2 separate regions of the Homo sapiens genome follow, and region 2 is linked to region 1. A link is a loop called in an ENCODE intact Hi-C map of the cell type or tissue named here. Cell type or tissue: ovary. All regions are shown on one strand.

Region 1 (2,500 bases):
GCACCTGCCATGTGCCAGGCTGTGAGCTGTCTCATTTCATCTGTTATCCCGGCAGCACAGCTGTGCTATCCCCAGGCCTGCCTGAGCAGGGCCGCAGGGGCCAGCCTCTGGGAGACTAGTCCCACCAGCAGAGGATGGCTTAATCGGGGCTGCTTAACAGTCATCGCCCTAATAAATAAAACCAATGGCCTTAATTTAAAACACATTAACTTAACAGCAGGCTTTCTGTCAGCTGATGAGGCCTAGCTCCACTGCTCAGAACAGGCAAGTAGTTAGAGTGGCCTCTCAGAGTCAGAGCCGTGAAGTCAAGGTCCCTGTGGCTTGCGGGTAAGGCCCTGGTCATCTTGACTTGTCTTCCACAACCCACACGACGGTGTGAGTGGTCCCAGGGCGAAAGATAAGAGCCCTGGATGGGAAGGCTGTGAGGAAGGGCAGCAGGGAGGCCTTCGGGCCCTGCCAGGCGGCCCTTCCAGCAAGCAGGCGGCCGGGCTCCTCCTCCCAGGGAGAGGCCTCCCGCCCCAGGTACAGGCCTGGGAAGCCCTCATCTCACCGCGAGGACAGTCGCGTGCGACAGGCCTGTAAGGTGGCATCCGAGTCCCTCCCGCAATTAAGGACGCCGGGCTCCAGGCCAGCGCCAGGGACAGACCCAGCACCAGGGCGGCCCCCGGAGCCGGCCTCTGGCGGCCTCGGGTCTTTTGCCAAATTCCCCACCGGCGCCAGGATACCGAGGGGCCACCCCCACCACGCGGCTCCAACAGACACGTTTCCCACACTGGCTGCGGAGGCCCGCCGGGTGTGACGGGGACCGGGCGGACTGGAAAGGATGTGGCTGGGGCCCCGGGGAGGACCAGGCAGGAGCGACGGGCCTCCCACGCAGCCTCCCTCCGACCGTGCTGCCGCATCGCCCGTCCCAGCGGCTCGGCCCCGCCTTGTCCAAAGGGCTCATCAAAGCCGGTTTACCGGCGGCCCAGGAAGGAAATGACCGCCCGCCGCAGCCCCGCCGACTGCCTTTCAGTTCAGTGCTTTCGAAACCACAAGGGCGGGCGGGGCTAGAGGAGGAAAAAAAACACCCCGCGGGAGCCTCAGGCTTGGGGGCTGCAGCCGCGCGCACCTCGCCGGCCGGGGGTCGGGCGCGCAGACGCGGTGCAGCGGCGCCCCCAGGCGGCCGCGCGGGGCACTGCACTCGGCCCGTGTGTCGGCCCCGGGCGGGGGAGGGACCGCGCCGCGGAGGAGGGGCCAGCCCCGCCCAACGCCCGACGCCCGCGGCCCCTCCTCTCCAGACGGGGGGCCCCGTGCTGACCGCAGCCGCGGAGCCCGCAGCGCACATCCCGGAGCACAGGACAAAACCTGTGCCTGCACCGGAGCCCCCATCCGGCTCCCGCAACACTGACCCCCCTGGGCAGCCTCGGGCACGGGGCACCTGGAAAGCCAGCCCCGGACACCGCGCGGATTCTGCCTCCCGGAGGTCGGACTGCATCCTCCCGTCCCGGGCGAGGCACATCCAGGAGGAGACAAGGAGGCGAAGCCCCCTAGGATAGGTGAAGACGACAGGCCCTGCCACCTTCGCTGTGGGTATTAGGGTGGGCTACCTCTCAACCGACCCCTCCGAAAAAGACGGGGCTGCTGCTATCACCTCCCTCAAACAGCAGAGGAGGTGCCTGGCTGCTTCTAAAGGCAGCTCGCTGTGGCACTTAGTCACTGCCCCTTTCTGGCCCAGGGTATCAGCTGGACGGGGGACACTACGCCCAGAGCTTCCTTCCTGTTCCGATGTTTGGCGAACCTGCAGCGCTCCCTGAAGCAGATGAGAGGGAAGCTGCACTCCCAGAAAGCGCAGTTTTGGTTCATATTGAATGGATTTATTGGGGGTGTCATCGGCAGGCGGATGACAGATTGTCAGGTGGGCTACAGCCCTGCCCTCATCCCCACACCCACAGCCCCTTGGCAGAGCTGCTAGCGGGGTCCTGAAGTGCCTCCTGCTGCTCTGGGAGCTCCGTAAGCCACCTGCTCTCAGCCTCAGGGATGCCACACCTCTTTCCCCAGCCTCAGCCACGCTCAAGTGAGGCGTCTGCACTTTTATACATTCTAAAGGCCTGAACAGGCCGGGCGCGGTGGCTCACGCCTGTAATCCCAGCATTTTGGGAGGCGGAGGCGGGCGGATCACCTGAGGTCAGGAGTTCGAGCCCAGCCTGGCCAACATGGTGAAACCCTGTCTCTACTAAAAATACAAGAATTAGCCGGGCACGGTGGCGCACGCCTGTGTAATCCCAGCTACTCGGGAGCTGAGGCAGGAGAATCGCTTGAACCCGGGACATGGGACATGGAGGTTGCAGTAAGCTGAGAACACACCACTGCACTCTGGCCTGGGGGACACAGCAAGACTCCATCTTAAAAAGAAAAGAAAAAGGAAATTAAAGAAAAGAAAAGAAAAAGGGGAGGGGAGGGGAACAAATGTTGCTACTATTATTCTCCTCATCAAGACTTCATACTGGTAAACATCCCC
Region 2 (2,500 bases), 110 kb before region 1:
TAGCAGGGACCAAACACCCCACGCACGGGGGAAAGTGGAAGCCAGGCTCAGTGAAACAGGGAGTGGGGGCTGCCTCGGGCACAGTCCTCGGTCTCTCCCCCTGTCCTCGTCCCTTCCTCCTCTGCTGCAACTATACTGCAATCTACATTCGTCCCTCCCCCCATCTTTGATCCCCTGGTTTCCAATATTCTCTGGGATATTAAAATGTTCTTCACTATTGCGGACTAGTTATTTTCTCTTTGTAATACTGTCTGTTTCTGTTTTGCAAATACCTTACAATGTTTAGGGTAAAGCCATAAAAACTGGTCTGTATAGATAAGACACTATTAATAAATGTATGATGGTAATTTCCGCAGAAGCGGGAAGGAGGGAAACACAGTACCAACACCCTAGCTAGCTGCGAGGAAGCCGGGAGATAACATATCCAGCGTTTTTGTCTTCCATAATAGGAGGCAGGCTTCTATGGCAGAGAATTCCCAAATTCTAGGAAAGGGGTTAAGATGCTGAGAAGCCAAAAGATGAGCAATAATTTTGCTAAGTTGTCAGCAGCCCCAACCGTACATATAAGGAAACTGAGGCTGAGGTTAAGTGACTTCCCTAGGTTCACAGAACTTATCAGTGGCCAAGCTGGGACTGTGGATAACGCTGCCACCACCACCCAGGAGTGCTGCTCGTGCTAGGCACCATAAATACATTATCTGATTCAATCTCCCTCAACTCTGCCACATATAGTGTTATAATCTCCATTTCTCATGAGCTAAAGAGACTAAGGCTCAGAGACGTCAAGAGACTTGCCCAAGGTCACACAGCAACTGAGTGGTAGAGGTAGTCAGTCCACACCCTCCCTTCTTCCCTCTGTGCTGGCGCTCACTCCCTCCCCAACACTCCCCTGGGAGCCCAGCACCAGTCCTTGGAGTGGGATGACGCAGCCTGCAGAGAAGCTTTCCTTCCGAGCGTCTGGAAGAACCCGAGGCTGGCACAGCACCATCAGCAAATAAAACCATGTGACTTAAAAAGGTGAACGAGCGGACATGATTAAAATACTTAACACAAAAGCGAATTCCCGCCTGGTGGCATGTTATCAGCAGCTGACAGGAATAGCCTGCCGCTTCCTCCTCAGGGTGGGCCGGGGCTCACACAGCACACGGCTGCCCGCAGAGCCTGGGGAGAATGAAACCGGAAGCCTATGCCGCCACCAACAAGCTCCCATTCAGAGGATCCTCAGGCGGCCAGCTCCACAAAGTGACCATAACAAAGGGCCACAGCCCACATACGCACACACTCACACACATATGCACACTCTCACACACTCACATACACACACACTCACACATACGCACACTCTCTCACACACTCTCACACACACACACACTCTCTCCCTCTCCCTCTCCCTCTCTCTCTCTCCATCACTCCAGGGTCAGCAGGAGCCCTGAAGCCTGAAGCCAAGCCATGACCAGGCCTCCTGGTCCCAGTGGCCTCCCCAAATGACCCAGTCCACAGTTGGGCTTCCTAACTCTACAGAGTGGTGACCTCAAGCCTGGAGCCTCACAGAGACCTTGAGGGCTGCCTCCCACCCCCTCCCTCTCTTACCCTGGTTTCCCTGCAAGCTCCCCTTCCGTCCCCTTTGTTCCTGTTCACTCCAGGATCTTGTAGGAGAGCCAGATCACCTGCTGCTGCTAAAAAGGGAAGTTTTACAATCGTGGGTAGAGGTGGGCAGCCAGATTTAGGAAAAAAGCGGGATATCTGTTAAAATTTAAATTTCAGGGTCAGGTGTGGTGGCTCATACCTGTCATCCCAGTACTTTGGGAGGCTGAGGCGGGCGGATCACTTGAGGTCAGCAGTTCGAGACCAGCCTGGCCAACATGGCTACTAATAACACAAAAATTAGTCAGGAGTGGTGGCTCTGCCTGCAGTCCCAGCTACTCGGGAGGCTGAGGCAGGAGAACTTCTTGAACCTGGGAGGCGGTGGCTGCAGTGAGTCAAGGTTGTGCCACTGCACTCCAGCCTGGGCAACAGAGAGAGACTCTGTCTTTAAAAAATAAAAAAATTAAAAAAATTTAAATTTCAATATACAATAAACAATAAACAATTATTTAGTATAAATAATTGTTTAGATAAACAATAAACAATTATTTAGTATAAATAAACGATTATTTATAAACAATAAACAATAACAATTATTTAGTATAAGTATGTCCTGTGCAATATTTGGGACATATTTAACATACAAAACACTTATTTGTTATTTATGTGAAGTTCCATTTAATTGGGTGCCCTGTATTTTAAATGGCAACCCTATATGCCTGGGGGAGGGATTGATTAGGAGAAGCCCAGAGGAACAAAGCGACTGGTAAAGAAAACACAAAAGAGGAGTGAAGATTAAGGGAGGGAGGGAGGGAGGGAGTGACGGAGGGGAAATGCTCTTTAATGAGGGTCTCTCTCACAACAGAAACTTCCACTATTACTTCATTTGAGTTCTCCAGTAATTCTCTGTGTTAGA

What was found. Hi-C counts contacts between places; a loop is a spot of excess contacts. Peaks named below come from ENCODE experiments on the same cell type or tissue, not always from the same donor. Only the 100,000 strongest peaks of a DNase experiment are listed, where the experiment ranks them.
Region 2: it touches region 1 in a loop (2.6-fold over the local background); 46 of 110 quality-filtered maps call a loop at or near these places.

What each region holds. Positions count from the first base shown.
Region 1 is chr3:195,259,054-195,261,553 of GRCh38, forward strand. The region is part of intron 1 of XXYLT1 (xyloside xylosyltransferase 1); the gene reads right to left. LOC124909475 (a long non-coding RNA gene) reads left to right here and starts at 1,294. Exons shown (of 2, transcript XR_007096225.1): 1 at 1,294-2,500. RefSeq lists a silencer at 543-1,482. In ovary, a CTCF peak has its summit at 1,156 (motif pointing left); DNase peaks (open chromatin) are centred at 53 and 1,048; H3K4me3 peaks cover 1,479 bases; H3K27ac peaks cover 1,088 bases.
Region 2 is chr3:195,149,498-195,151,997 of GRCh38, forward strand. All of the region lies in intron 3 of XXYLT1 (xyloside xylosyltransferase 1), which reads right to left. The region is part of intron 1 of XXYLT1-AS2 (XXYLT1 antisense RNA 2); the gene reads left to right. LOC105374296 (a long non-coding RNA gene) reads right to left here and starts at 1,813. Exons shown (of 2, transcript XR_001741088.2): 1 at 1,591-1,813; 2 at 1-1,161. RefSeq lists an enhancer at 720-929. In ovary, no CTCF peak of the experiment used is centred here; a DNase peak (open chromatin) is centred at 1,154; H3K4me3 peaks cover 613 bases; H3K27ac peaks cover 1,221 bases.